Regions from separate parts of the Mus musculus genome. Here region 2 is linked to region 1. Evidence: chromatin loops called from intact Hi-C (ENCODE). Cell type or tissue: left cerebral cortex. All regions are shown on one strand. Each heading gives the region's core, and the rest is flanking DNA. Links, peaks and the distances in the headings are about the cores only.

What was found. A loop is a pair of places that touch in the nucleus more often than their neighbours do. Peaks named below come from ENCODE experiments on the same cell type or tissue, not always from the same donor. Only the 100,000 strongest peaks of a DNase experiment are listed, where the experiment ranks them.
Region 2: it touches region 1 in a loop (13-fold over the local background); 3 of 42 quality-filtered maps call a loop at or near these places.

The regions. Positions count from the first base shown.
Region 1 is chr6:81,406,648-81,423,500 of GRCm38, reverse strand. No RefSeq gene overlaps it. Among named protein-coding and RNA genes, the nearest start is that of Gm38838, 31 kb to the left of the region's middle. In left cerebral cortex, for the core only: no CTCF peak of the experiment used is centred there; a DNase peak (open chromatin) is centred at 9,683; H3K27ac peaks cover 546 bases.
Region 2 is chr6:80,852,416-80,869,268 of GRCm38, reverse strand. No RefSeq gene overlaps it. Among named protein-coding and RNA genes, the nearest start is that of Gm38838, 590 kb to the left of the region's middle. In left cerebral cortex, for the core only: no CTCF peak of the experiment used is centred there; DNase peaks (open chromatin) are centred at 6,823 and 7,349; H3K27ac peaks cover 618 bases.

The sequences.
Region 1 (16,853 bases), core at 6,034-14,033:
TGGGGAGATCATGGGCCCTAGAAGGGACCTTGCTACTGTTATTTTACTAAATTGAGTATCAAACTGCCTTCTAAATTTTTATGTTCATGCCCATAGATTAATGTAGCTTTCAATTCTTGGCCAGAGAAGCTTTTCTTTTCAGTAAATGTTGATGAATGTAGAGATTCATAGCTGCATAAAATGCTTAGAATGAGTGACAGTTGAATGCACAGAGAAATGCAGCCCTTATACTGTTCCCTCTGTAGCTCAGATTGTCTTCTAAGTATAGTATAGTTATTGCAGTCATGAACTTGTAACAGCTTTGGTTTCCCGCACTGGACCTATCAACAGTCAGAGATTAGAGAAAGGCCTTACCCCTACATGGTGAACTGTTGGCTATTGAAAGATGCTAGGTGATAGGGAGTTGTTGACTTTAGTTGGGTACCAGCTGATGAGTCCACCAACCTCCAATGCATAGTTTCACACTCAAGATCACATGGACATCACTGCTTAAACTCAGTGGCTCATAAAATAGAAGAAAAAGACAATACCATGGGAAAGGGAGTTGTGAGACAAGGGAGGTTTTTCAAAGTGTGAGGGAGATGAGACAGGGTAGAGAGCACTTAGAATTATATATATATATATATTTGTCAAGGAGCAAACTTAATTAAAAATAAACAGTTGTACTGCCATTTTAAAGAGGCAAATAATATGAACTTCAATATTTCTTGAACACACCTCCAGAGAAAGAATGTCGAGTATTTTTGGTTGAAATTATCATTGAGTTTCTTTGATAGCTAATATTATGTAGCTAACTTGGCATCCATAGCTGCACATAAATGTAGGTCTATAACTGTCACAATTCCAGCCTAAATAAAAACTCACTTACGAATTCAAGCCTGTTAATGTTTAGCTTATACAAAAAGTTTTTTAAAAATTGGTTTTTGTGGTGCTTTTCCATCCTTGCCTGAATAAACGCTATGTTATGCTGTTTAATTTAAATACCAGATGCTCAATTAGCATCTGTACAAATATTTCCACCTGATAGCATGGAGCTTTCTCATGTTCATCTAATTCTGTTCAAAGGTTAATTCCTTCTTTGCTGTTTGCTTGATGGTAACAGGTAATAAGTAGTGAATTATTTCCATAATTATTATTATCAAGAAAAATTATTACATTTATCAAAGCAACACAGCCATGATTTTCATCTGGTCCTGAGGACTTACTGTGAAATTTCATTGTAAATCTCTTGATAATGTCAGATACACATTTGTGAGGTGTCAGCATCCAGCAGTAAATATGAATAATTTACCAAGTCATCTTAAAATGGCTTCAAAATCAAGATGATCGAGAAATACCCATTATTCAAAGGAATCCTTCTTGAAAGGTTATTTTTTTAAGTTTAGGAACTTCAGAAGACTATTAACTGAAGATTTATCATAAACTCTCTGTAGCAAGTCTGTCAATAAAACCTGAAATCCAATTTCAAAAGACGGTAAAGATAAGGTTATCTATTATATGCCATGGGCTTGAAAGGTTATTTTTAACTAGGAAACAAAGCTGAAATTTAACATGACATACCCTACTCAGTTTCCTCTACTTTTACTTGGGGAGAATTTTTTGTTGAACCACATGAAATGAACTTCTATTGTGTATGCGCATTTGGCAAAATTTTGCTGCCAGAAGATTTTTGAGTAAGAAGTTTCATGTCCTAGGCTGTGGCAGGTTGCTGTATCAGTATCTTATTTTATTCTAATATTGGTTATCAGCTGATCTATATGACTACTTTGCCCTCAATGTAGCAATGGGAGAAGACTTTTGATGGTAGTCTGTCCTTTACACATGATTCTTTATTAATGTCTGAAGTTGGCTTAGATGTGAGACTCACCTATTCTTTCAAAGTAGATGCACTCACAGATATATGTGAGGTATTTCACTGAATCCTCTACTGAAAACAGTATCCAGCATGAGGAAGACCAAGAAAAACCAACACTATTATGTACTCAACCCCAGTGTTATGATAGTTTGTTGTTGCACTCCAAAATTTGGCATTGAATTGTGTCCTGGTTTGCTTTAACTGTCAACTTTATACAGCCTAGATTCACCTGACTGAGAAGCTCACATAGGATTTGCCCAAATTGGCCATTTCATGGATGCAGCAGGACAGACAGCATCTGTGGGAGCAGAGCCAGAGGGGAGCAGGTGGACCTGTCAGAGCGTTGGGATTCGAGCTTCGGTTCTTTGAACCAAGAATCTCTAAAGGCACAGTGATTCCTGCCCATTGGACTGTAAAGTTCATGTAGGTAATCTTGGAAACAATGGGAACAAGACTGAATTAGAACAAACATTTGGTCACTATGGATCACTCTGAAGTATGTGGGTTGCTAGAAACTCTCCTGGGTTTGCTTTCATTGAATTTGAGGATCCCCAAGATTCTGTTGATGTTGTCCGTGAGCTACAAGGCACTGATTGGTGAAAAAAAGAAGTTGAAGTCATGGCCTGTCTCCCTCTTGGGTTGTCACCCTCGGGACTACCATAAAAGTAGTCCTCCACCTCGTTGCAGATATCCAAGGAGAAGTTTCTCCCAAAGCCAGAGCAGGATACTTTCTAGAGATAGGAGAAAAGGAAAATCTCTGTCTCAGGAGAGAAAGCACAGGCCAGCTCCATCTTTCTCTAGGTCAAGTAGCTGATCTAAGTCAAATGAAAGAAAATAGACCAGTTTGCAAAAGAAGTGGTGTACATGAAATAACTTCATTTGACATGAATATGTACAGGCAATTAAAGTTCTGTTTGAGACTTCATAAGCTTGGTGCATTTTTAAGAGGTTTTAGCTGTTCCAGTTTGTTTTGTCTCTCAGAATAGTGACACACAAAACAATGTAATTCTCTATGGTTTCAAATAGATCATATAAGGCACGTGATATCAAGAATTGTTACTTTACAATGTTCTCTAAGCAAGATTGAACTTTAGTTTTTCATAGACTGAAATAAACCTAGATTTTGCCCAGCTGAAGTGTGAACGATACAGAAACTTCTGGCAGAGATTGATTAAAGCTGTAGCTTCTCTCGTAGCTGAGACACAGTGAGGCACTGGAGGTGGAGTGATAAACAGTCCTTCAAAGCCACTGTGAACACAAGCCAACAAGTAAATAGTAGGAATGGCGCTTGGAAGGTTTAGAAAGTAGTTCCTTCTTGGTTGCTATATGCGAATGCAGAGCTGTTGTAATACCTTTATTTGGAAATGTAAGACTAAGATACCAGTGTTCTGTCTGTTTAAGAGTACATTGTAGAGCTGAACTTCTGAGTTACTGTGTGAGATTTTTTTTTCCCACACTGCCATTGTAATATGTTTGTGAGAATCCTTGTTTGGTTACTATTATGTATATATATATATATATATATATATATATATATATATATATATATATATATAATTGTCTAGTTACTATTATGTATTATGTACAATTATATATATATATATATATATAATTGTCTAGTTACTATTATGTATATATATATATATATATATATATATTAAATTGGCTAGTTAGTGGTAGTGGTCATGACTGTGGGGATGGTCTTGAGTGTTAATTGATGTAGAAGAGCCCACTCCATTGTGGGCATCACCATTTCCTTGGCAGATGATAAAAGCGGTGAGCTAAGCATTATCCTATAAGTAAGCCAGCAAGGATTGTTCCTTCCTTGGCTGTGAGTTCCTTAGTCAGAGGTAATGATGCATAGAATAGCAAGCAGGCCTGCCATCAAGTTCCTGCTTCACTTTCTACCCGTCTTCCTTCAATGGGAGTCTATAAATAGACTTTCCTTTCCTGCCCTAAGTTGCTTTTTATCACAGGAATTGAATGAACTTAGAACAATTTGTTAGGAAACAATGAATATGGATATAGAATTTGGCTTGCATTTAGCTAATATATAGCACATCTATCAGGCTAATCATTTTCAGGATAAGCAATATTTTTGTAACACCAGCGAATTCGGGGTTCAGAGACAAACCCATACCAACTCCTTGTCACCACACAGAGTTAGTTATGTGGAGGCCATGTTGACAAACTGTGAGGGGTGCAGGTGGTTTTGTATGGTCAATTTGTTCGGACTATTCCCAACAAGAAAGGCAGACCAATATTCCACAGGGCAAATTGAGTTTTTTTTTCTTTCATTGTAAAAAGAATACAATGTAATCAACACTGGGCTCGCTTTACCATTGTATATGAAATTTTGTACCCGTAAAGTTAAGATACCTCTTTATTTAAATAATCTAAGTAAAACAATCAGCTAGTTAAAGGGAGTTCTGATTTAATGATTAAAGGAACTCTGTGTGTGTGTGTGTGTGTGTGTGTGTGTGTGTGTGTGTGTGTGTGTGTGTGTGTGTACAGAACCGGGAGTAAATAGTTGACTTTATGCTTTCTGTATGCTCAGGACCACTGAGTCCAAAATATGATTTAATGCCTACCATGTACAAAACTGTCAAGTCTGAAGTGAAGCCCAGATGATGGAGGTGGAAGGCAGGCATGGACAGATATTCTAAACCTATTTAGTGCAACGACTGCTCTTATTGTGGAGGAATACTTTATAACAGATGCAGTTAACATTTCTGGGTGGGCAATGGTAAAGGTCTAGTTGTCCTTGGGTTGCTATGGACTTAATTTAAATATTTTAGCACAGTAAGGACATTTCCTGGTATTTCTGAGTCTGCTTTCCAATATGGCAAAGAGGTTGACATTCACTGAGTGTCATTGATCCCTGGGACAGGATGCCCTCTCTCCTAGGGATCAATAGAAGACACACTTCAAGTGTGTGCAAGGACTCAGTCTTTCACATGGATGAGATTCCCCAAGTGAGAAGTCCAAGCTATGAGAAGCAGAAGAAAGTTTTAGACAAGTTCTTTATAAATTCTTACAGACTGAAGAAGATAACAAATCAAATGTAGAACTCTAGTGAATATGACATGTCTCTCTTTTCTCCCTCTTTTTATATTCCTTTCTCTTACTCTGTCTTTCCTTTCTAATTTTCTCTCATGGAGGGTCTCTCTGGCCCATACAGGCTCAGGCTGTGTTTTAGGATACACCACCTGCAGTTTGCCTTTGCCTGCTGTGATGTTTGCATTTTCTCCTCTTCTTCCTGCCCTTGCACTTGTATCTACTTCCTGAGATCAGAGATGCTCATGAAGCCCTTTAGGCTCACTTTCCTTCACACCTTCCCCTTGTTTGGGTTGTGGGATTTTCTTTTTTGGAAAGTCCAGTTGTCTTTAAGATAAATGAAAACACTATGGAGTCAGGCTGCATCTTCCTTCACTGTTAGGTGGATGAGTTAACTTGAGAGTGTCTCATTAATTATTAACAAGATAAGAAAGGGTAAAATGTGATAAGAAGCCTCATTATAAATACATTTGAATGATTTAACATTTATATCTGTAAATTTACTTTTCATTTTCTGTTTATCAATCATGTGACCATCTATTTGACTATCAATCTCCCTATTTATGTATCATCTATGTACTATTTATTTATCAGCTACCTATGTATTACATAACATTTTTTGCAAGTATGTATCTATTTATATATCATTTTCATTTCTTCTATCTTTCCACTAGATTATCTATCATTCCTTTATTCCTCTATCATTTATTGATCTCTACATTATCTGTCTTGCTATCTATTTATTTATATATCTACCATCTATTTACCTATGCATCATTTTTCGTTTATTACGATATGATAAACATATCATATTTTTGTTTGTCTTCTGTCTATCCATGAATTATCATTTTAATATTTGTTTTATTTTATGAGTATGAGTATTTTGTCTGCATGTGTACTGCATGTGTACCTGGTACCCATGGATGTTAGAAGACATCATCAGAGCTTCTGGAAGTAAAGCTGTGGATGTAAGGGCTGAATACTGATATGGAGACATCTCTGCTTTCTCCACAAATCATCTTTTAGAAGAAGCTATTTTACTGAGCCTAGATGATATGAACCCAGCTTTTGATTTTGTGGGATTTGTACATATGCATGTGTACTTGTTAGTAGGGATGTGTGCACATACACATGTGTGGATATGCATGGGAGGCCAGAGGCTGACATTAGCTCTTTCTTGGACTCCATGCACCTTTGCTTTCTGAAATAGGGTCTCTCACTAAACCTGAATCTCATCAATTTGAGGTTGAGCTTTAGTGACTTGCTTGTCTCTGTGACTTTTGCCCCCATTCCTGGATTTACGGGTACATGATGTTATACTCAGCTTTTTAATATGAAAAATAAGGATCCCAATTCAGAGCTTCATGTTTGATTGGCAGACACACTGCTGAATGAGCCATCTCCCTAGCCAATTTTGTAAGATTTAACATATGGACACTTTCATTTGGAATGTCTACTAAATATTAAAATTAATTCTTTACTTATACAATGGGCATATACAGCTAAGAAGTTGATTTTTTCTTTTTGCTTTTTTTCCAATTAGGGGATTGAAATCTTCATTATTCTTAAACACACACACACACACACACACACACACACACACACACACAATGTTCTTCAGTTTGTAGATTATGTAAGTTAAATGACTTACTGATGGTCACCAAATTAGCAAACCAAGGATTGAACCTCAGCTTACTGCTTGCTATTGCCTCCCATGTAGTGTGAAATCTGGCATGTTATCCGATTATAAAACACTATACACATTACAAATAAAACTCAGAGCTTAAAGTGACTTTTCCAAGTGAAGTCCTGAATAGGGGTAATCAGGCCTGAGGTCTATATTTCATCATGAAGAATTCTATAACTGTCTATCAGGCATTAGGAGGATTCGTGCACATTTTTTTTTTTATTTAGCAGAATCATCTGATTTACAGCTATGGTTTCCACATCTCTGTATGACTCCATTGAGATGTGCCCCTGGGAAGCATTTGTGAAGTTTCCTTGAGAGTGGATGTGTGTTGTTTCTAGTTATTAAGTAAGCACTTCATTTTGTAGAAGGATATTGGTGACTATATCCCATTTGGGGAGTGAATGGATATATTTTCATGGTTCATATGCTAATGCATATTCTTCTCATGACTCCTTACAAAAGAGAAATTAATTTAACTAAGAGTGTACATGTTTCCATGCTGCTCTTGCTTAATTAAGTTGATTCGAGTCCTAGTTGGACCATTATGTCAAGGTTTGCCATGCTTAAGACAAAATGTGAACAGGCAGGCAATTCATTTGAATGACTGTAATATGAGTTTAGAATACCTAGGACAATAGGTCCCTTTTAATCTTCGGTTAATAAGTCATCTTAATTACAACTCAGGCAAAGACCTTGACAACATTTCACACTTTACACCGAGAGAACCATTATTTTTCATAGCCTCCCTTGACAAATTTTAGAAGTGTCAGTTGTTATGGGGAAGATTTGTTTTCCAATATTAAATTTTTATTTATGTATTCTTTCTCATTTTTAATTTTTATTAAATTCTTTTTATGTGACTTTTTGTTAATGTGAAGTACAGCTACAGGAATAGATGTAAGTAGGTGATTATAAATTTTAGTAAGCATGAATATACATTTAAACTACTATTAGTAATTTAAATCAAGAAGACTCTATTCAATACTTCCTATTTCTCATCATTTTTGAATTGTCCTGATTTCTTTTTTTATTCTATAGCATTTTATTTTATTTTTCACTCTTCAAAATACCTTCTACATCTAAATATATCTTGATCACATTCTTCTCCTCCCCAAGTCTCCCCAGATCTCCCTTTGCCCACCTACTAGACTTCAAGATCTGAAAGAACAAAACCCCAACATAACAACTTGCCCCCAACCAAGAAAACAACCTCCTCAAAGCCCAACTAAACCACATACAAACAGAAGCACATAAAAGCTGTGGAATCCACCATATATCTGTTAACCTCTCCTGAACACAAGACCTGCCCTCAAATGGTTGATATACCTAGTGGCACTCCATTAGGAAAACAAAAAACAAAAAAACTGACTTTCCCCCTCTTTCCCTCTCCTAGCAGGTATAAGTGACAATTCAGGTGTTAGCCCTCATTTTTATTTTTTTTTTTTATTTCTTTCAAGTTCATACTTGTATAAATATCCATCCCTCACTTGCTCCATTCCATTTACCCTGGAACCAACTTCATGTTTTCATTTTATAAATTCTAATTGATGAACACATTTTTAAACTCACTGAGTCCAATCAGTTAGCCAGTGCTTCATTTAAATGCACGGATATGGGGTTATCTCACTGGGGCATGGAGTTATCCATGAGAGCATGGTAGCATTCACTGGGCCCTGGGGTCATCCACTGGGGCATGGGAAATACTTAACTGGATTCCTGCCTTCTATTAGTTCTAGGGGCTTGCACACTACGCATCACAGAACAAATAAGACCCACGACTTACTAACTTTTGTAAAACCTATTTGTGTATCATCTGTGGCTCTTTTTCTCCTAGAATGACAAAGATGAGAAATCTTGACTAAGAATAGAAGGTTTTCTCTCTCTCTCTCTCTCTCTCTCTCTCTCTCTCTCTCTCTATCTTTCTATCTATCTATATATCTATATCTATATATCTATATCTATATCTATATCTATATCTATCTATCTATCTATCTATCTATATATATATATATATATATATATTTTGAGACAGGGCTTCTCTGTATAGCCCTGGCTGTCCTGGAACTCATTCTGCAGCCCAGGCTGGCCTCAACCTCAGAAATCTGCCTGCTTCTGCCTCTCAAGTGCTCGGATTAAAGGTGTGTACCATCACTGTCTGGCAAAATTTCTACAGAAACAAGTTAACATTCTCCAATAAGAATATTTTTGGCCTTCTCTGGTGCCCTGAAAATAGTTCTGAAAAGCCAGAATTTTTGTGGAAGATAGAGCTGACAAAAAGGGTGCAGGTAGCGGTAGCTAACTATTGATCTTGACTAGTTTAACCTGTGCCTCCAGCATGGACAGGTCATTCATTCTCTCAATAGTGTTTCCCTTGTGTGCTAGGCTGAAACTTCCTCTGGCTAGATCCCTTCTAAAGAATAAAGAAGACAAATCAATTCATCCTCAATTCACATTTCATGAACTAGAAAATTTAGACATATACTTCCCAGGTTATTTCAGCAAATTGAAGCAGCAGTGTATTTGTTTTGGACCTTGGAGTAACTTGAGAGCATAGTGTGGGTACTTATTGTCAAGGTGTGTGTGTGTGTGTGTGTGTGTGTGTGTGTGTGTGTGTGTGTCTGTCTGTCTGTCTGTCTGTCTCTCTCTCTCTCTCTCTCTCTCTCTCTCTCTGTGTGTAGTGAATGAACATCTTAATCTATCTTAATCTAAAACCCTTAAAGTGCTCTATATCTCTCAATATCCAGTGAGCCACATATGTGTTTGGTATATAATTTATCCTGTATCTGTGTAAGCAGCTTATGGACATATGCATTACTTAGGAGTTGCTGTGGAATCTTCTCTAGCTACTTTTGTGGTACTTTATATGTGACGACATTTTCACAATGGACAGTATGAACCTTCTGTAATGTGTGTCTTGTTGAAATCTCAAGAAAGAATTCAACAAATCTCTAACAACCTCCAGTGCCTTAAATAACCGTTGAGTTTCAGGATTCTCAACAGAAGTTTTCCTAGTGTATCGCCAAGACTCTAATTTGGATATCAGTTATTTATGGGAATTAACATGTAGAGATGGAACAGCAGGTCTGTGTGGGATGCTGGCAAGTCAGAGACTAAAAATGAGTGACGTGTGTTGTAATGAGGTACGTACATCTGAGACAGAGGGTGGTAGAGGCAGAGGGGTAGATGAGAAAAACATAATATGATCTGGTTTATTTAAAGGTATTGAGAGAAAAATACATCACTCAAATGTACTCAGGTAGAAGGTCTCCTCTTTATTTTTATCGGAGTGCCTTTATAGTCAAAAGAGACACAATGAAGGCAGAGAGGGAACATACTGTATTTAAAGGAAGAACCACTATTTCTCTGTCACTGTGGCTGTGTTTTTCTATTTCTATATGTCAAGTCATCTGTGCCTTTCTTGTTCAAATGAGTCTGGAGAACACAGTGGTGCACAGCCAGGGGAGTTTCACAGTGAGATGAGCGTTTACCCATCACCCTTGAGGTCCTGGTTTTGATCCTCATCACAGCATAAAGCCAGGGTTGGTGGTGCAAGCTTGTAATCTCAGGACTTGGAGGGGATAGGCAGTAGCATATGAAGTTCAAAGCCATCATTTGCTATATAATAAATTTGAGACCAGCCTTGACTCTGTGAGACTCTGCTTTAAACACACACACACACACACACACACACACACACACACACACACACACACAGAGAGAGAGAGAGAGAGAGAGAGAGAGAGAGAGAGATTTACTGACAAGGAAAACCTGTGTACTGTGTTTAGCTTCAGAACTGAAGAAGCTCAATCCTATAAATTTTATTTTGCTGTAAACCTGGATGCCCTGCTATGGTGTACTTGTTACTTATGGGCAATTTACAAGAGAAATTAAACTCTAATCAGTTGAAAAATTAGAAGCAAATTTCAGGTCTTTATAAATAGTGTACCATGGTAACTATGCTGAGATTATCTAATTCATTAAGTATGATATATAAAAGATGGCAAGTCTCCTCTTTAATTGGCTAATAACAGTCAGCTTGCAAGTGGGTGGGCAATAAACCTCTCAGGTTGATTGTGTAATGACAACAGGATGGTGGAGCTGTTGGTGTGTTGAAGAGCTGGGGGTTCTCTTTTCTTTTGAGATGATTGTATATTTATACCCATTGAACTTAGATGCTCTCAGCCTTGATCAGAGAAGATTATTTCTACAGTGGACAGTAGTCTATGCAGAGATTTGTAACTGATTCATATGCCAAGAATGAGTGGCCATGAGTATTCAGCCCAAATCTGACCACTTCCCTCCTGTTTCTCCAACTTCCACCAAGGCTCAAAGAATAATGCTGAAGAGGAAGCAGAAAAACCCAAGAGCCTGTGGTGGGGAGGAATGTTAGGAAATGCTGTCCAGCAGATATGGCATGGTTGTTGCTTCCATGAACTCAGCTCTACTGTGATTGCTGCACAAGATGAAGGCAGCTATACTTCACCCATAGGGTATGTGCTCTCCAGACTTCATCTCTTAATGAGGAATGATTGATTGTTGACAGCCCCCTGGGGGGGGATGAGAGAGAGAGAGAGAGAGAGAGAGAAAGAGAGAGAGAGAGAGAGAGAGAGAGAGAGAGAGAGAGAGAGAGAGAGAGAGAGACTTTGGGTTTGTGGAAACTTGTAGGTTTCCTGTGCTCCAGTGAATGGCCTCAGACCCATGCACATAAATGACAACACCACATGGTCTTAGTGGGCTTTTCAAAAGCAAAGGAAAAGGCATGAAGTGCAGAGGTGGACATGTGTAGGGAGATCCAGGGGAAGTTAAAGGAGAAGAATAGAGTGGATGCAACCATATTTTATTGTATAAATGTATGAAATTCTCAAAGAATAAAATTTAATCAATAAAAAGATTAATGTATTTACCAGGGACTTTTCCTCAAACGTAGCTCCAAAATAGAAGTGAGAAAAGCTCTGTCAAATTGATACACTTGTGACCAGAGGCTTCACCCCGCCCTCTCATCCTACTGACGCTAGAAGGATGGCCTGAAAACTTCTGACCTAGAAGGAAGTCTCGAGCAGCTGTCTCTCTCCAGCTATGCTCTTGGTGGCTTAGCAATGACAGAAAGACTTCTTGGACTGGGGCTGGCTCAGTTGGTAAAGTGTTTGTAGCCCACATGTGAGCACCCGAGCTCTATCCCCAGCAACCTGGTTTAAAACCAAGAAGCCTAGCCATGGAAGCAAACATCATCATCTCTGCACAGGGGAGTAACAGACAGGGAGATCCCTGGGGTTCACTGACCAGTCAGCCTAGCCAGGCTTGAGAGTTTCAGGAGTTTCAGGTCAAAATGAGAGACCCTGACTCTCAAACAAAGTGGGCAGATCCTGGGGATGAAACACAATGGCCTCCCAATGCATGTGCATGTGTTACCAAATATATGCTTGCAATATCTGTGCAAACGTGCGCGCGCACACACACACATACACACACACCCACACTAGACAGATTTCTCTCCGTATGCTTTCCATTGGCAGGGCACTTTTCTTATAAGCCCCTGGCACAAAGTTCAGGTGTCCTAGCTATGTCACAGATGAAGGAAGTAGACAATGGATAGCTTGGCAATTGTTCATAGCTTTATAATCGCAACATGGCTCAGCAACATGTGATATGAGCCCAGGCTATGAATAAGGTCTGCATGTTCTCATATTTTAATGTATGTTCACTTCACTTGAAGATTCCAATAACATGCCACCACCACCTGTGTGTGTGTGTGTGTGTGTGTATTTGTGACTGAATATATGTGCTGGTAAGGTACACCTTAGGTATTCTTACACATACACTATCATTTTGAGACACACTCTCTCAGTGGTCTAGAGCTCAGAGATTCATTTAAGCTTGCTGGCTCTGAGCTCAAGGGATCAGCTCTCTGCCTGCGTCTGCCTTCCCAGAAGTGTGCCCACCATGCCTTTTCTTTCTTTTATTCTTTCTCTCTTTTTAAATGTCTATGGTCTGAACTCTAGTCCTCATGTTTATGCATCAAGCACACTAGAGCCTGGCCAATACAGAGATTTTTTTAAATCACTCTGAGATAGTCACGAGATTAAAAAAAAAAAGCTGTGTCTCTAATGAGTAAATGAAAGTTAAACCACACGTAGGAGGCAGAGAAGGAAAGCTTGGGGACCCTCACCCATTCATCCTTCTAGAGTCATTACGTTTAGATCTTCTCTTAAGCTGTGCTGGCCAGTTTCAGTGAGCCTACCACACCAGCATTCTGTTTCCAACTCTTCATCTCATGCTTAGGTGTGCAGAATCCGTGTGGGAACACGCCCATGGGAACATACCTTGGGCACAGGGCCATGTTATCCAGGGGCTTATTTCTCATTCCTGCCCCATGGCTCCACTCAGGTGGGAAACTGATTCATAAAGGGCTGTTGAGGGTCATCTAACAAAAGCCACCAGGGAGTCTTCCCTCAGAATGCATGAGGGAGAGCTATCTCTAGCAATTCTCCAGGAAACTCCACAGTCTAACATTTTTTTTTTTTTTTGTACATTTCTGGAAACCTAGCAAGAGGTTTAAAATGACAAGGAAGGCTTTGTGTTAGCTTTGGCAAAAGTCTCAATACACATTCTCCACTCTGATATGAACCACTTGATCTTCTGGGAGCTAGGACCGAAGGTTCTTACTGAGATGGAGACAGGAGCTGCGTGGGCCAGCAGGGCATGAGCAGGCTTAAATGAATCCGGGTATTAGAAACTCTCATTGGAAAGTTTTCATGCAGAAGTTGCTGCGGTGTCAGTTTTATATGGTTTAAATTAACACAATCTGTATTCTTTCCTTTAAATAGGAGGCATCTAATAGCCACAGAATGAGCAGCTTATGTGAGCAACAGTGTCGTAATTCACTAGGACATGAGGCTCAGGACACATGCAAGGCAGCTATTCTTTCTTGCTGTTAGGCTCACAGTGCCTAGAAGATTGTTTTTAAAGTTGTTTATTATTATTATTGTTGTTGTTGTTATTTGGAGAGTTTTGTTTTTTGAGACGAGGTCTCACTGTGTGGCTCAAGATGGCCTAAAACTCATAATCTTTTTGTGTCAGCAATCCTAAGGTCTAGGTACAAAAGTTCACACCCTGAGAATGTGTGCAAATGTATGTATATAAATGACAATATGCAGAGGCCAGTGCTTAATGTCAGTGCCTGCCCTAGTCCCTTCCCCCTCTAATTTTAGGATACGATCTGGGATTGAGTGTGGATCTTACTGATCCATTATGCAGGCTGGCCAGTGACTCACAGGGATCCACTTGTTTCTGCTGCACAGGGGCAGATTACGCACGCATGCTATAGCAGCTGGGGTCTTTTATATCTTTAAATTATTTTTTACAGTACAGTTGTTACTTCCCTCCTGGTCAGTCTGCCCTCTCACAGTTCCTCATCCCAATCTTCCAACCTGCTCCTGCCCTGTCTTCAAGAGAAAGTCCCTAACCCCCCAACAACTTAACCCCCACCAGGACTCCCCACTCTCTAGAGTCTCATGTCTCTCAAGGGTTAGGCACATCTTCTCTCACTGAGACCAGACCAGGCAGTCCTCTGCTGTATATGTGTCGGGGTCCCTGGGTCAAGCTAATATATGTTGCCTAGTTGGTGGCTCAGTGCGTGAGAGATCTCGGGGGTCTGGGTTAGTTGAGATAGCTGGTCTTCCTATGGGGCTCACCCTCCTCCTCATGTTCTAGGACATCAAACTTGGCTCTTCAGATTTGTTCATGAAACGTTTTCTCAACTAAGGCTTTGAGAGAGAGAGAGAGAGAGAGAGAGAGAGAGAGAGAGAGAGAGAGAGAGAGACTTCACATAGTTCTGAAAATAATGTTCCAAAATTGGTTGTGATCCAGACTTCAAGATTTCTTCAAAATAATATACTAGTAACCCTAAGCTCTGGTCATCCCCTTCTGTGATGCATAGTTATTATTCAAGGTCATACTTGGTTATAGAGCAGGTTTGAGGAGAGCCTGAACATACATGAGACTTAGTCTTAAAATAAAATATATAACAAAAAGTGTTAACTGGACTGGGGATAGCAGTAAAGCATTTGTGTCTAGCATATATAAGACCCTAAATTAAACCCTAGGCACCACAATCAATCAATCAAACAATCAACCAATCAACCAACCAACCAATTAGTTAGTTAATCAATTAATAAAATGCCATCTTCAAGATGTTTCATTGGCATGGCCACGATACTTGTCTTTAATCCCATGGAAATGGCATCAGAAAAGCAGATTCTGAACCATGAATCATTCATGAGTTACAAGTGGCTTCTCTTCCCTTTTCATCAAGGAAATGGGGCGACTATGATTCTGTGAGGTTGTGCTGGGGTACTCAGACGAGAGGACAGGTACAAACGTGTTTGTGAAAACTCTAATTCACTTTGCAAATACAAGACAACTAAGTAGTCAGATCTTTGAATAGGAGGATGAATAGAGAGGCATCATTGCTGAAAACACCTGCTATTTGAGTTGACATCAGTAGAGGGCTAAGTGCAGAGAACTCATTCTTTTCCTTTGCCTTTGAGGCAGGATATTTTCATCCTTGTTCTTTTTTATGTATTTCTTTTCCCCTCTTATATTTAACTGATACCCAAACAGCATAAAACTATTCATACTAATGAGGGTGTCATGTGATCTTGCCACGTGCCCAGGCTGATCTCAAACTCATGGCTGTTCCCTGTCTCAACATTCAAAGTGCTGGTCTTACAGGATTACTATCATTTCTTTATGGTGAAAACATTCAGGATTCTTTGTTGTAGCTTTTTAATGTATACAGTCCATTCTTGTTATTGACAGTTGCACTACAGTGCAATCATGCTCCCAAGATTCCAGCTCCTGAGACTATCTGACTTTGCACCCATTGATCCCCATGTCTCTATCTGCCTTCCACCCTGTTCTGCCAAGTCTTTTATGGCCACTGTCTAATTATGAACTATTATCAGATCAACTTTTCAGTTGATTATGTGGTAGTTGTCTATGTCTGCCGCAGTTTACTTCATCTGACCACATCTTTCCGTGTTGCCTCAAGATCTTCATTTTTAAAATATTTTTATGTTCAATAAAAAGGTGATTCTTCTGCTCTTCTGGCAGCACTTTTGGCAAAAATGGAATCCAGGGGTCAAGAAGTGGGTCCTGATTTATTATCTGATAGTTTTTCTTTGAACTGAAGTGGTCTTCGGTGCATCTTTACTCAGTTTTAATTTTTTTAAAAATATTTTTCTCTCTCTCTTTTTTTATTAGATATGCTTATTTATATTTCCTGGTTTTCCCTTCTGAAAACCCCCATCCCCTCCTTCCTCCCCTTGCTCACCAACTCACTCACACCTGCTTCCTGGACCTGGCATTCCCCTATACTGGGGCCTAGAGCCTTCATAGGACCAAGGGCCTCCCCTTGATGACCGATTAGGCCATCCTCTGCTACATATGCCGATGGAGCCATGAGTCCCACCATATGTTCTCTTTGGTTGGTGATTTAGTTCCTGGGAACTCTGGGAGTAATGGTTAGTTCATATTGTTGTTCCTCCTATGCGGCTACTAACCCCTTCAGCTCCTTGAGTCCATTCTCTAGCTCCTTCATTGGGGACCCTGTGCTCAGTCCAATGGTAGGCTGTGAGGATCCACCTCTGTATTTGTCATGCACTGGCAGAGCCTTTCAGGAGACAGCTACAACAGGCTTCTGTCAGTGAGCACTTGTTGGCATCCACAAAAGAGTCTGGGTTTGGTGACTGTATATGGAATGGATCCCCAGGTGGGGCAGTCTCTGGTTGGTCGTTCCTTCAGTCTTTGCTCCATATTTTGTCTCTGTAACTCCTTCCATGGGTATTTTGTTCCCCCTTCTAAGAAGGATCAAGGTATCCACACTTTGGTCTTCCTTCTTTTTAAGTTTCATATCGTTTGTGAATTGTATCTTGGATATTCTGAGCTTCTGGGCTAATATCCACTTATCAGTGAGTGCATAGCATGTGTGTTCTTTTGTGATTGGGTTACCTCACTCAGGATGATATTCTTCTTCCATCCTTTTACCTAAGAATTTCATAAATTAATTGTTTTTAATAGGTGAGTATTAATCCATTGTGTAAATGTACCATATTTTCTGTATCCATTCCTCTGTTGAGGGACATCTGGGTTCTTTCCAGCTTCTGGCTGCTATAAATAAGGCTGCTATGAACATAGTGGAGCATGTGTCCTTATTACATGTTGGAGCATATTCTGGGTATATGCCCAGGAGTG
Region 2 (16,853 bases), core at 3,841-11,840, 550 kb after region 1:
ATCACAGGATCTGTGGAAGCCAGTTCTCCCTTCTATTATGTGCACTCCCAGGGACAGAACTGATGTCAAGCTTGTTGACAAGAGTCACTCAGTGAACATTCTCACTGGTCATGTTTTTATTTATTTTTATTCATTTTTATATTCATCCTTCCATCTACCTTTTTGTTGTCATACTTGCCAAATATTCTCTGGAAAGCATTACTTTAATCAGTTGAGGCAGCTATGAAGAAGACAAACATCTGTCTGTCTAAGATGAACATACTCTCAAAGGGCATTCGATACCCTCTTCTGGACTCTGAGGGCACACACACACACACACAGAGAGAGAGAGAGAGAGAGAGAGAGAGAGAGAGAGAGAGAGAGAGAGAGAGAGAGAGAGAGAGAGAGAGTGGTGTTTATAATTTAGAAAATAAATCTAATAGAAAATAAAGCAAGGTGGTCAAGATCTGAGAAGCAACAACTGAAGCTCCTCTGGTATCCACATGAACACAGACACACATATACATTCATACACACTGGCACACACACACACACACTTATACCACCACACTCCACATAAGCACAAAAGCAAATAGATTACCTTCAAACCATGTCTTTTTATATCCATGGTTTAAGTAAAAAAGAAAAAAAAAGGGTCGGGGGACAGAAAATGTGGATTCAAACATAAAGATGAGATGCCATAGTTACAAATATGCCAAGCCTGATATCACTGTAAAACTGACCTGGGTGCTCTGCATCCTGTAGGGGAGGATCTTTCTTTGTGTCGTAAAATCTAATGGTACCTAGTTACTTGTGGCCCAATCATTGTAGTGACTACATGTGTGTTTTCCCCACTATTCTGTCTTCCTATTTGCCTATCTTTCTCCTCATGGAAATGTTAGCCACTGTGTTAAGTTCCACTTGAATCCAGAGATTGCAAAGATGCTATGTAATAAAGAAGGTTACAACTGAAGTTGGAAACTCACTCATTTAAACAATGACCATACCATTATGTTTTTATTTATCATTGTGTTTATGTATGTGAGCATAGGTGTGCATGTGCAGCAACATCTACCAGGATTTATATTTTGAAAATTTTATCTTTTTTAAAAAATTACAGGGTCTCATATTTAAGAGAATGCCTTGAGTTTCAGAAGAGAGTTTTGAACAATGTTTTAACTGATGAGATTTTGGAAAATCTTAGAAATGAAATAAATTGCCTTTTGCATTATGAAATCAACAAAGACTTTAAGGAACGGAGAGTGTATACATTTGCACTGTGTGTGGTGTGGTGTGGTGTGTGTGTGTGTGTGTGTGTGTGTGTGTGTGTGTGTGTGTGTGTGTGTGTGTGTTTGAGTGTAATATTGGATCTGAAGTGTTTAGTTTTGACAGTTAATTTAATTGTTTTAATAATTCCCAAGCTATCAGTGAGACAAGGGGATGCATCTTGAACGTAAATATGACCATGTTTTTCTGGATTACTAACTGGTTGGAGTTGTCATCCTGAGTCTGGGCAGTACCAGCAAAGGGTTGGACCTAGAGTGAGCATCAGGAGAAAGAGATGCGAACATTGATGAACAGCAGTATTCATCTCTGGATTCGTCTGAACCAGAGTGAAGTGAACAAGCAGCCTCAGGCTCCGCCAGCCACAGCCTCCAGCAGCTGCTACCACCATGCCTCCCTGTAACCATGGGCTGTTTATCAACATCCAGGAGGCTATAAATTCCCCTGAGTTGATTTGGTCTTCACTAGCATTTGGGCACATGGTGAGAAAAGAAGCTACCACACAGGAATAGGACATTTTCCAGTTATTAATTCACATGATTGAACATAGAGGAGTCTGTAAAAATGCTCCACAGATTCCTGCCATGGCATGCTTTTTCACAAGGAAACCAGTGAGTCACCTCAGAAACAGGTGAATCTCTGACAGTCGGGGAAGTAGAGCTGTAGTGTTTCTCTGTCATTTCTGATTTCACATCAAAACAGTGATCTTAAGTGAATTCCAAATATACACTCTTATCAAGATTCCTTTGGTTTCAATAAAGAAACCTGCTTGTCGCATCACTGGTTCATATTCAAGAATGCCATCTCTACTAGTTGTCAATCTTGATCATATAGCTAGGTCTTATGGCAGAATCAAACATGAGCTCATATATTAAGCATGATTTTCAATAGACTATGACATCATCTTATTACATTGGCAAAAGTTATTATTGAAAAAGGAAGGCATGAGTTAGGTAAAATATCTTAATATGTGAATTATTTATACAAAGTAAAGAGTGAGACAAACTCTCTCCTGACAGGGGATTCCTAGAGGCTGAAATGAATAAATGGATATCTCAATTTAAGCCAGTTTCAAACAGTGTTAACACACTAGCATAAGGAGAATACAAAGAAATGTACTGTGTAAAATTTGATAGGGGACCAGAGAGATGGCTTTGGGATTAATGGCACTTGCCTTTACATAGGACCTGGGTTTGTTTCCCAGCACACCCTTTGGGTAGCTCAAAGTCTGGAACTTCAATCCAGTGTTCAGGTGCCCCCTTCTGACCTCTGAGGGAACCTTTACCCACACATAAACGTGCATGCCCAGAAACATGCACCTACATACACATGCACATACACATGCATGTACACATATACACACATGTACACATACACATATACATACATATGTACACAAATACATACATACTCACACATACACATACATACATGCATGTGTGAGCATGCACACAAATACACACACACCACACCTTAGCATAAAATTTGGCCGAGACATATAATCTCATACCAACTTTGTCAAACAGGCACAACTGCCTAAGAAGCAGATTTACCAGAGAGCTTTATGGAACTGTAAAATGTGGATGGTTCACTTTAAGTTAGAGACTGTGAAAGCTGAACGCAGATCCTCTCGGGAGCTTAGTTCCTCTTGTTATCCTAGTCTTTGTTGTATGTATTTCCTAAATAGCAACTGTATACACAAAATCCTGGAAATATGATAAACAAACTTAAATCCTCACATCATAACAACATAAACAAGAAGATTAAATGACTTGTTTGGGTGCGGTTTATCCCTATTCTTTGCCTTGATTAGAACAGTTTAGTGACTGCATCACCCCCCCCCCCCCCTTTCTCACTCCTATGCCATCTGGGTAGGCATACCCAATTAACACATGTTGAAAGCTAGCAACACCTTTTCCAGCGTTTTAAAATTCTGGCAAGCTATAAAAGTTACTGTGTCATAGAAAAGCTCATTTGGTACATTAAGGAGGATTTGCAGTATGGATTTATCATATGGAATGATCATTTTCCAAGAGTGCTGAGAACACAGCATAATCAAATTTGGAAGGATCAGTTGAAATAAATGTTATTGCAGGAGTGCCAGGACTGATGTACTCCATCTCTTTTAAGAAGCCCTTCCTCCATGCTACTCAAGAGGGAAGAAAGAGTGAAAACGAAAGGAAAGAGTACAGTGCTGAAAACCTTGCCTTGGTCTCAGATGCTCCTCTTAGTGACATCAAGTCAGTTCTCAAAAGGAATTCTGGAGAGGATGAAGGCTCCCATAGTATACTGCAGGCTTTTATGAAATTCTCTGGTTCCCATGCCTTTCTTATTGTGCTGTTACTGAAGCTCAGAAAGATTTGCTTTTCCCAGTGAATAATATAAACATATCTAATAACGTATTATATATAATAATGGTGTTCATTGTCATTATATATAATATGTTATTGCATATGTTATATAACAGATATACATATGTTATACATATTAATAACATATATACAATTCCCAAACAAAATAACGATATGCCTTTTCCAAATATCTTTGCACTTGGGGTTCTAGATACATTTTATATCCATGTATTTTAGATGCATTGACTGAGCAGTGTATCTGCAATCAGGCTAGGTAGGAGGATAGCTAGGCTGCTGTTCCATGCCAAGCAGCTTTAGCAGGGAACCAATGCTAGCCACCATGACAGTTTCCTGTTCTCATACCGAAAGTCAAGCTTTTGGGTCAATGGTGCCCTGTTTTCAATAATTTAGGCCATAGAAGAAATAGTTTTTCTTTGAAAGTCCAGCTCTATACAATTCATATTGACTGAACTGAACTTCTATTCAGTTCAGTCAATCAACCTTAGAGTGATTTGTGTGAACCTGCAATTGACAGAATAAAACTTCTACCTGTTTGGAGCCAGTGCATTCCTGAGGACTTACATTTAAGGTGCAGGTTGCACAGTGGAAGGAGAGAACCAACTCCCAAAAGTTGGACTCTGAGCCTCACTCAGACACCATGGTACAGACATGTCCACACTCACTCACATAAACACAGTAACAGGTGCAATGTTTACAATAAACCTTTGCATGTTTGAAAGAATGTGTTTTCATCTTCAACTAAGTTCCTGCTCCTGCAGGCATGCTGCACTGCAATGAGACTGAGATGCCCTTGATAGCCAATTGTACTTAGGAAATGATTTAGGCTGTGCCTCACATTCTTCCTTATCTCTTTCACACACACAGAGAGACGAGAACATAAAGAATTATCCTAGAATTACAAATATCTCAGTTGCTTAAGAAAGTAGTTTATTGTAAAGAGCTTTGATATTTGTGTAGATTCATCTGAACTCTTTTTCATTTTCTGCTATTGTTAAAAAAAATGCTACATTAAAGGCACTTACAGTTTCATCACCTACATGTTTTTACCACAAGGGTAGCATTCCAGTCACATAAAACAGAGCTTGTGCTAGCCTTCGGTCTGTACAACATCCCCTCATTGGTTGTAGTTCCTCCAGCTAGATGATGGGACACCAACCCTGCTCTATATAATTGAGAGTTTAATATGGACATGTGCTCAATCATGGTGGACATCTTAGATGATCAATGAGTCATTCTGTCAGCTCTGTTCTTATCATTTTCTTCCTAGTTGTTTTTTTACTATTTCATACATACATATTGTAATGACTTTGAAAGATCATCTCTGACAACAATACTTAGAAAAACACAGCCCAGAATGCAGGTGCTTCATGGGAACATTTTCATTGAGACCAGCCCCCACCCTGTACATATGTAGCAGATGTGCAGCTTGGTCTTCATGCAGGTCCCCTAACAACTGGAGTGGGGGGCTGTCAGTGAATTTGTTACCTGTCTCTGGATCCTGTTCTCCTAACTGGGCAGCCTTGTTTGGCCTCAGTGAGAAAGGATGTACCTAGTGCTGCAGTGACTCATATGTGGATGGGGATAAGGAGGTGATACTTCTTGGGGAGAGGGAAATTGTATTGAGATGTAAAGTGAATAAGTAAGAAATAAATAAACAAATAAATAGTTTTTAAAATAAAAATGACAATGCCACTCTGAACACTTCTCTTGTGTTGTCATCAAGGTAATTTTATCTATTCACTGAAAAAAACAAAACAAAACAAAACAAAACAAAACAAAACAAGCATTTGTCACAATAGATTCTTCTGCAGTCCCTACAGTTTCCTCGCTGTTACAACTTCAAAAGTACATTAAAGCAAGGTATGGAGTTTGTCTGTGGCACCAGGATCTATGTTCCATTGTTGTACCAAACTGATCTGACTGGATATCCATGGAGCTTTAGTATAAGACAGGTTCTTTAATAACTTTCTTCTTAAATAATTTAAAACCTTTGTTTGTGCCTCTGTGTTCAGGTGCCTGAGGACACCAGAAGAGGCTGTTGGACCCTTGGAGCTGGATGACATCCAGGCAGTTGTAGGCTGCCCAACATGAGTGGTAAGATTAGAACATCAGTCCTCCACACGATCAACTGAAGTTCTTAACTACAGGGCCTTCTGTACAGGCCCAATAACTAGACATTTTATGTAGTTCCACAATGATTTCACAAGCCCTTATTTCATTCTTTGTATGAATTTTATTTTAGTATTGGGTGCACTCCTAATATAAAATGTATTTTATAAATAGATAGTTTTTTAGTCAGAGTGTATGTTATCAGAATTAAAAACCATCCAGTGTGACCAAAAAAAAAAAAAAAACCTAGCTATTTTTGAAAACATGCTTAGTCACAAAACTTTTTATTTGCTGGTGTTGAAATGTCAGTCATAGAATTATCACCTTGTCAGCTATTACCTAAGGCTCTATATGGTAAGTGGAATCTGCTTCCCTGGAATACAGATCACTCTGTTCCACTCAGTCTTTTAAATAACCAGCCCTTCTTACAATCCTACTAAACTCTAGTGTAAAACAAATGTGAAGACCCACTAATGCAATAGAAATGTTTCCAGGTTCTTCTTTAAAGACAAAGAGCAGCATGGGCTAGAAGATGGATTAGTGTGTAAAGACTCTTGCCATCAAGCCTAATAACAAGTCTTGGATGCCAAGGTCCCATATGGTACAATGAGAGAATGGAGTCCCACACGATATCCCAGACTTCTGCATGTTTACTGCAGCATGCACATTCATATGCATATATCCATATACGAGTACATGTACATCTAAAGTAATGATAATTCAGTACTTTAAAGCAAACATATTTCTTCATTGTCTTACAACATCATTTATTAATATCTATCATGCAGCCTTACAGCTATGAGATGTATATTCTCCATTGCTTTGCTAGGCATGTACACAAAACAACTGCAATACGAGAAATGGGTTTAAGTGCTTTGACAGAATCTCCAACTCCACCAGTAATGGAAATCCTCAATCATGACAAGAAGACAATTGTTCTTCTGAGTGTCTGTTTTCTGATGCTTCATCTGAATACTTATGTAATGTGGGCCTTGTTAAAAAGATTCGGCACTGTAAATGAAGAAAGCCAAAAACCCGAGTTCCCAACTGAATGAAATGTGTTCATTCCTCCCACATCAAAGAGGTGTCAAAAAAGACTGTCAGTTTCATAATTATGTCTCATGAGCAGATGGATGCTAAGGCATTCTGTGACATTTGAGGAGAAAATAATTTTAAAACCCTAAAAATACTAATAAAGGAACTTCTAAATAAAGCCCCTGCTCTAACACAAGGAAAACTATGGAAAGTAGCAATGGGCTTCTCAAAGTGACTAGAGCCCCATTTGTCAGCTCGACCTTTTCCATGTTTACAGTACACATGCCATCGGGTTTTACAGCAGGTCACAACAAAAGACAGCCCTGAAGAAAGTTCTGGAATAGCTCCATAAGTTTCGGGTTGAATTTATGTAGTACTAATCTACAGTTTGCCCCAGCTTTGAATCAAATGCAGGAAATAACCGATATGGTGAACAAGGTGAAAAATTATAATAGGTTGGATGTCTCTGTGTGTGTGTGTGTGTGTGTGTGTGTGTGTGTGTGTGTGTGTGTGTGTGTGTGCTCATGCATATGTGTGTGTGCTCATGCATGTGTGTGTGTGTCCGCGTGTGTGTGCGAACATGTGTGCACGTGTCTGCTTGTCTGTCAAATTTTCCATTTTTGCTCTACTTACTTAAAAGGAGCATGCACGGCAGAACACTGGGAAGAAATTCTCTCCATAACCTGAGGGCAACCTGGCTCTCTGAAGTTCCAGTGCATTGATAGATGCTAAAGATTTCCATTTCCACAACCCGACACACTTTCACAACATTGGATTTTCCTGATGGTGTTTTTTGGGGGCTCTGCTGGGCAGATAAACACCATGGCTTCAGGTGCAAATACTGTACCTAGAGAAGCTGAAAAAGAATACTGACAGGCAGGCCATTTGTTCCTACGTCTTTTGGGTCAGGCTCAGAAAATTGAGGGGGAGAAAAAGACGAGAGAAGAGGAATGAAAAAGGAAAGATTTATGTCTTTAAAGAGTAATACACAATATCAGTTCATTTTAACAGGAGGATATTGATCTGCTAAGCATATCTTCCCCTAACTTTGTAGATCATATGGTTTTTTCCTTTTTCATATGTATATGGCATAATGCATATGTGTACATGATTTGCATATTTGGATGCACATGTGTGCACATGTACATATTGAGATCTGAAGTTGAAATCATTCTAAATTGCTCTTCCACCTTATTTATTCGGCTAAAGTCTTTTGCTGAAATCCAGTGCTTATCAATTTGGGTAAGCTTGCTAGACAGCGTGCTGTGAAGATCCTCTGTCTCTCATAATGAAGTTGCCTGGATCTCTGTTGATATCTGAGAATCTGAACTCATGTTTTCATGTTTGGAGTTTGCCAACTGAAATTATCAAGTTGTTAAGCCAGATCAGTTCACCTGCCATGTCTGAGACCATGGATAAGTAAATGATGGGCAGAATGTCCCCTGTCTGCACCTTCATTCATCACTATTCAGTGACATCCATGAAGCCCAAATCAGAATCACAAAGCTTGTTAATGATGCTTCAGTGTCTCACAATCTTTCATAATCTGCTGCTATAGAAACTGCAATTAATGTTTCTTAATACTACCAGGAACCATATTTGGGCTTGAGGGAGAATGTCATAGAAAGTCAAACACCTTTCAGTAAGAGCCTATCACAGTAAGACACCAATCATTTCAAGACACTGGTCATAGCAAGACATTGGTCATCCTTGAAGATGGTATGACTGAAATGTCCTTGTAGGCGAGCTTCCCAAGGTTTCATCTCCCCTGGGTCAGGCAATCAGTACTGATGGCCTCAGCTGCCACCAGGGCTTCACTTGCACCTTAAGAGCTAAGATAGGAGTACAGAGGGGGAAGGCGGTACCTTGTCTTTTAACTGTTCCTAATAATTTGGAGGAAAATGTCATTCCTGAGTTTTCCTGTATTATGAATCTTTGGCTATTGTTGCTGATATAACATTAATAATTTAGATGATGAGTATATCCATGACTTGCTTAGTTAAGATGATGTTGTGATTGATAGGAACCAGAGAAGGTTTTTTTAAGCAACAGGTGTGTATATAACACAAGGTACTGATGCACATACATACTAGGAAGATCCTGTAAAGCAGACTGGGTCTGTATTGAACAGATTGCAGGCCATGCTGTCTTCCCCACAGTAGGCAGCGTCTGAAGTCACTAAGAGTAGAGATCCTCAACTGCCCACTTATCCCTATAGATTTCTCTGACTCTGTGCTAAGCTGCTTGACCTTGGTGGATGTTCTACCCTTCCTGCCAAAAACAGATAATTGAGAGAAAACTGACATGAAGTATAAAATGGACAGATTTATTTTTTGGACCATGATCTTTCCATTGAACTATCTGACTTCTCTTCAATCCTAACCCCCCCCCCCCCCCCGCAAGCACCATTCATCCTTCTTAATCTCTTCCTGTTATCTCTTGTTTCTCTGACTTCCTTTCTGCTAACAGCACTGCCTTAGTTAATTACACAAAAGTCTCCATTCATGTCTCCTTCAAGAAGCCCTAAGCAAATGTAATATTGTGGGGGTCAGGTGTGCCAAATTGGGCCACACTGAATTCAAAGGTAGATAGAGAAAAGGACATTTCCTTCAACACATCTTAATCCAATACATCTGACCATAATACAGACTCTGGATCTTGTATCTTAATAACATTTGGCAATAAATCATTGGACTTCCATGACTATTGTAAGCATTGGTTGCTTCTTATGGAATCAAAAGGTAGTCAATAAATTTATGTCACTATACTTTTGGTCCTAAGTAAAGGCTGTCTTTCAGTTTCTTGCTTTCCATTACAGTTCATATGCTTCTTGAATTTTTGTTTATAGACTATTTTAGAAGCCTTCATGGGAGTTTTACCTTCATTTTGCAGATTGTAAATGTCATCAGACTTTTTCACATAATATACTGAATTTTAACCTAGATTCCACTTTGATTTTACGATTGTGACTGCTACATTGATTTTTCTTGTTCAGTGCTATGTTGTGCTATTCTGAAATTTTTCATTTGTTGATTTAAATTTTTTCTTTTTAAAATGATGGCATACCATGAAGCTATTCCTTTGCTTTTTCCCTTCTTTATTAGTAACTAAGATTTGTAGACTAAAAGCAAGAACACTGAAAGATAAGAATGAGCCAGGTACAAAGGAGCAATGAAGGGACGGTGGTAGAGATGAACTCTGGATACCTGAAGGAGACAGAGGCAGTCACAGTAAATGTACCCATTTGGAAAAACATTTTATAGTTGTTTAAAAAGTTTAGGGACTTATACCTACAGAGAAAAAGAAGTGGTGGTGTGGAGAAAAAAAGGAAATGGCAAATAGTAAGCTTCAGATTTATAGCAGAAACTTAACATTAATCTTTCACTTAATGACAAAACTCTAAACATAAAAAATACCAATTTTTAATAAAAATATCAATACAGAGAGCACAAGAGACTAATAGGAGAAGGAAATGTGTAAGGAAGTAAACTATTCCTCTATCACAGAAGGAAGCTCATAGATTTGTATGATTGGGTTTTATTGATTGGTGTGTTGATTGGTGTGTGTGTGTGTGTGTGTGTGTGTGTGTGTGTCTGTCTGTGTGTCTGTGTCTGCACTGTAGTGAGTCAATGGCATCTGAGCAGATGCCTGAGGAGGCCAGGGAAGTTGTCAGGTCTTCTGGAGATGGAGTTAGAGATGGTTGTGAGCTGCTAGCCATGGACACCGAGAAGAAAACGGAAGTCCTCTGAAAGAGTAACAACCCCCCCTTAACCCATAAGCCATCTCTCATACATCCCTTGTGGATGAATTATGAGGAAATTAAAAGTCAAGAAATAACCAAAGCACGACATTATTTGTGAATTTAAATACGTACAAACTGGTGAAGGAAACTGTTATTACGGCTCTAACTCCCGACTTTCAGAAGATGCACTCTCAGCATCCCTTGGGTGAAAGAGCAGATCACTGATGCCAAACTTTGTTGCCTCTTTGAGACAGGGTGGGGTGCAAGTTATTTCAAAGGGCCAACAGCACTCAAGTATGGGACCCTTACTTTAGACATTTACTCTATGCATTGTGGTTGCACTCCTTTCTGATAAACACTGGGAGACTTCAGCTGCCTCTACGTCCTCAGGATGGAAGTCATCCAGAGGAAGTGCTCACCATGAGTGACCTTTCTATTCACGGTGCCTGTTTCTCTCATCTCATGTGCAGTCAACACACAAACTCTCTCTGCTGGACTTGGCTAGGTTATGATGGCTATTTGAGTTTCATGCTTGTTCTGATTTCTCTTCAGCTGTACTCGAATTCACATTCTTTGTATTTAGTATAAAAGGTAAAATTAACTGATGAATGCTATGGAGGCAGATATAAAAAACTTGAAACTCAAGCCTAAAAATCTGAGTTTGAATCCTGAAACCAATAACCACAGAAAAGGTGAAAGAAGAGAACTATTTCCACAATCACCTTCTGTCCTCCTGCTCTCTCTCTCTCTCTCTCTCTCTCTCTCTCTCTCTCTCTCTCTCTCTCTCTCTCTCTCTCTCTGCCTCTGTCTCTCAATTTTTCTGTCTCTCTCTTCCCTCTCTTCTTTCTCTTCTCTCTCTCTTCTCTCTGTCCTTTCTCAAATACTAATAAAATAATTAAAAAAAAACAGACTAATAGCAATTTAGTGAACCAAAAGACTAATGCATGGCCAACATAAAGGTTCTTACCCTCTATTTTTTTTTTTTTTTATGCTTTATTTTGCAGTTGCTAGGATGAAAATCTGCTTCTAACACCATGGCTTCCCCAACATGGTAGACTGTAATTCAAAGAGAGAGCCAAAATAAACCCTTTCTTCTTTAAAGTGTTCTTGTGAGGTTATTTTATCTCAACAACAGGAGAAAGGTAGCTACCATAAAGACACCGATACAGTTGTTAGCCCTGTCCCTTGAAAGGATCTCCAAGACTTGTGGATATTGACCAATAAAGGGTGCTCAACTGAGAAACGGGAGCATTTTAAGTTTGACATGAATAATATTTGACCATGCCTTTCTACCGTTCCTTATGTTAGGCAGGCTCTAAGGGTTGAGATGCCAGTCATTGTTCCGATAGACTCTCTCCCTCCAAGCAGGCATCCCCTCCCTCCCCTACTTGATGCAGTGGGCCCCCCGCAAATTGATCAGCTGACTCTGAAATCCACTCTATGGCTTCAGCTGCTGTGATTTCATTGCCACACAGTTTCCATTCTGTCTCCAGATTGGAAGGAGTGTCCCCCCCAATTTCACAGGCCCCTTCGGATGATTACCCTTCTCCCATCCCTCCCACTGAAGCTCTGGGGAAATCTGAAGGACGCACGTGCTTTCGGACTCTCCTTGATTATGCTGTGTCTCTCCTGCATGTGCTGAACGCTGGCAGATGTGCTCATTCTGCTGCCTGCTTATTTTTCTTCAAGTGGGTTGAGCAGCAGATGTTCCAGTAAGTGCTTTCTCCTTCGTCCCTTTACAACTCTGCTACAAAATAGGAGCTGTGCACCTGCTAGCGCCCTTCAGCTTTTCAACGAGAACATTATTCACGATTCCCTTTCCACCTCAGTGGAAATGGCTCCCTTTCCCCCTGAGCATAGATTTAATCTTTTTTAGAACTGTTTATCCTTTTATATTGTTTACATTGACTTTTCTCTGGTTCCCAAGTGCCTTTGTCTGAAGCCTGATTAGAGTTCTCTAGTTTCTGACTTCTCTGCTTCTTCTAACCCAGCAGTAAGGTTAACAGATGGGTTTTCTCATACCCATCCTTTGTATCAAAATGCCTGGGTGAAAGTTTGTCACCCAGCATTTTATGATTGCATTGGTAGGTCAGATTCAATCAGGAAAGAAACACTGGTTTCAAATGAACATCTCTGAAATTACTATTAAGGCAATAGCTCTAATAATTATATTTTAAATTATTGCACACACACAAACACACGCACAACTATTATAACCCTAACACATTATTTTAATCATTTCAAAGCCATTAAATATTATTTAATGTTAATATTAAATATAGTGAAGTGGAAAAAGTTATTAACCTAACTATTGTTTCGTGAACACTAAATATATACCAATTTTGAACAGGACATAATGAGAAGGTACCACCAAGCATTGTTCATCTTTTGTTGACAGCCTGCCACCCTGGCTTACATCTATTAATTTTAATGGAAGGTCTTTAGCTGACCAAAACAGTGGCTAAATACAATTATTCAGTACTTTCACTCACAGTCAACATGTCATGGCAGTGTGCTGGTAGTTTTAACTGTCAACTTGACACAGACTAGAATCACTTTTACAAAATTTTCTTGAAGAAATCTATTGGTCTAGTTGCCTCCTGGGCATATATGCAGTGATTTTCTTAAATTTCAATTGATAATCAAATACTCATCCCACCATAGGAAACAGCATTCCCTGATTTGGGGAATATGTAATAATAGAGAAAACTATGCATTTATTATCTCCCTGGTCTTGACTGTGATTTAATGATTTAAGTTCCCACCTTGAGTTCCACACAATAATTGATTGTAAGCTAGAGTTGCAAGCCAAATAAATCTGTTTTTCATTAAGCTGATATTCTCAGGGTATTGTATTACAGAAACAGAAATGAAATTCGTGGAGACAGAAACATTATGACTTCTAGCTTTAGACAGACCTAAGCAAAGGTCACATCCAAGTTCTGACACCACATAGATCAATGTCCATAGGAGATGCTACATAGAATTTATAAGCCTTGGTTTTCTCATTGGCTAAGATGCACACATCATCTTCTTCTGGAAGTACATCCCATAAGGAGCTTGTAGCAAAGACTTTGACTACATGGCAGGTGTGAGGTAAAGTGGTAGGGGGCCAGTAGAGGATGACTTTTCCAGCACAAACAGAAGGTTCCAAAATAGTATAAAAATAGTGAAGTGGAAACAGTTATTAACCTAACTATTATTTCATAAACACTAAATATATACTAATTTTGAACAGGACATAATGAGAAGGTACCAGCAAGCATTGTTCATCTTTTGTTGAAAGCCTGCCACCCTGGCTTACATCTATTAATTTTAATGGACGGTCTTTAGCTGACCAAAACAGTGGCTAAATACAATTAATAAATAATAAATTTGCAAAATAATTCTTTCATCTAATATTTAAGTAAATTCCTTGAAGAGCCAAAGAGATCAAAACATAACGTTTATGCCATCAATGGTTCATTTTAAACTTAAGCTGAGACACTGAGAGAAAAATCAACCAACCATCCAACCAACCAACTAACAAACTGAGTGATGAAACAACCAGCCACCATCCTGTCTTTTTACATGCCTGTCCTCCCCAGTGCAGGAAAACCTATCTGTTGCTTGGATGATATAGAGTAACCTTTAGAACTATGCCTGGGTTGTTGTTGTGGGTGGAGGCTTGGCAACACTGCAGACTGGGTTCTTATTAAAATTAAACTCTCATTTCATAAAGTACGCAACAGAGAAAAGTTAGTAGGTTATTTTTTTCTAAAGATAGTCTATTTAGTCCTTTAAACAAACCAGAACCTCTTACTCAAATGTGTTCATCTGCCCAGCTAAGCAGGGCACTAGCCTAAAACTTGCCAGAAATATCATAATGATGATAACTTCACACTTATTTACTTTTAAGTTTTAGTTTTATTTCATGCATATGAATGTTTTGCTATGTATGTATGCACGTATGTATGTGCACCATGTTTATCCATGTCTGTTGCCTACAGAAACGAGAGGAGAACATTAGAACCTCTTGAAGATTTAGAGATGACTGTAAGCTGCTCTGTGAGTTCTGGGAACCGAACGCAGTTCTCTGTTGCAGTAACCGGTGCTCCTAACTACTTAGCCATTTCTACTGACCCCATACTGACTGTATGTTCTTTACTTGAAATTCAAATTGAACTGTGCATTGTTTTCGGTGCTTTGTTTTGTTTTAGCTCCTAATTCATAGTTTATATGAGAAATTTCTCTTTACGCTATTTCACCAGGGTTTAGAAACAGCAAGTCATGTCTGGTAGGAGAGAAAGAAAGATCTGGGTCAGATCCCTAGGAAAACTATTGTCATGTATATTTGTAGCTGCTCTTCTACTAACTTCAAACAATGAACCTTAAGATATGCCATAAAATGATATTCAATGTCTGCTCGTCTTTAAAATGGTTATGCTAATATATTGCTTATCAATAGATATAAAAAGGATAATGTATCTTAAATGTTATAATGAGTAAGGCAGGAGCTACCAAGAACTCCTTTGTTTTAGAAATCACAAGTGTAATAAAGCTTCAACTATCTTGTTTTTCTGCTTAGTTCTAGCACTGAGGCCCCACAGTGTGCCATGTTTGTTCTGTATCCAGTCGAACCATCATTGTCCACAGGTTGTTCTAATGCCAAGTGGTCACTTGTCTCTTCCATTTTGGAAGTTCACCCACACAGTGCTTTCATTTAATCTCTTTTATAAAAATTGTATTTTGAAACTAAGCCACTAAATGGTCAGTTTCCATAATGCTTTTTCTTACATCTTTAGTTAGTGTTAGCTCATCCATATATTTTAGACTATTTTCTCAGTGCAAATTTTGACTAGATACCATCATGTAAATTTAGGTATGGGATTTTCCATCTGTGACATAATTATGATGCTCAGAGGGAAGAAAAATGACTTTTATAGCACTTTAAAATTTGGATTTTGATTGAAATTTCAACCTGTCTGTATGTATGTGTATTTTATAAATATATTCAATAGAATTTCATCACTATTTCCTAGATTCAATCAGATGTGAAAGTAAATATGTGAATATAAGATTTGTCACATATGAGATAGCACTGACAACTATCATTATTATTTCTATACTTATCAGACTCTTTCTATAAGTCCCAACCAGCCAGCATAAGCAGCAATGCTGTGTATATAAACATACAGGCATATATTTTAATAATCACAAATGAGAGATCATGAGTATTGATGAAAAAAGAAGACAGTGAAAAAGGAATGGCGTTCTAGCTTTGATAAGGTGTGGGTGGGCTCAATTTATAAGTTTTAATTATGAGTATGCAGGTTTTTTTATTTTTGTTTTTGTGTTTGTTTTATGGGGGGGGGGGGGTAGGGAGGGGGAGTGGTATAGGTGCCCTTACAGGCCAGATTAGGAAGTCAGGTGCCTTGGTGCTGGAGTCAGAGATGGTTGTGAGCTGTCCAATATGGGTGTTGGGAACCAAACTCAGACACTGTAGAAAAGTAGGTAGTAAGTACTCTTAAACAACTAAGCAATCTCCCTATCCCCAGCATACTTTTATTGCTCACTGAGTTGCTATGGTCATGGTGTCTTTTCACAACAAAAGAAACCCTAAGACACCACCTGACTACAGCAATGTCTCAACATACATTTGAGTGGATGTGCTTAGTGGGGGACAGTTGTATACGAGTGTAGGTGCCCTCAAAAAACAGAGGCATCAAGTCCTCTTGGGACTGAAATTACAGGGTGTTATGAGCTGATGAAATGTGTGGTGGTAACTGAACCAAGGTCCTTTACAAAAGCAACATGTGCACTTAAATACCAAGAAGTCTCTCCATTCCCCAACTTATAGAGCACTATAGCTTTGGAGTAGAGTTATTTGTTATAATGTGTATTTTATGTATAATTTTGAGTCTATTTGACCAGTTTTTGTAATCTTTCAGGATATGATTTATTAGATAATCAGATGAGTAGAGATTTTCACTTTTGTGTGCTAGCACAGATCAGGGATATAAAAAGCAAAAGTGAAAATGGGATTTTTCTTGCAACTTTGGAACATTTCTGTAATATTTAAATGATCATCCAAATGACAAAAACTAGAGGGATAACTTAAAAGTGGTCTATATTCTGTTGTCATGTTATAAGTCACAGACAGCTACATGGCTATTTCCAATGATTAGGCATTTCATAGGATGGCCCTGGTAAGTGTTGATGCATCACATGGTATTTCAGGAGCAAATATATTATAAATGTTTTATACTAATGAAGAAGTACAATTCCCTGTTACGATTATGTTGCAACTGTTGATACCAATAGGGTATTTTCGGGTCCGAACCTACAAATGC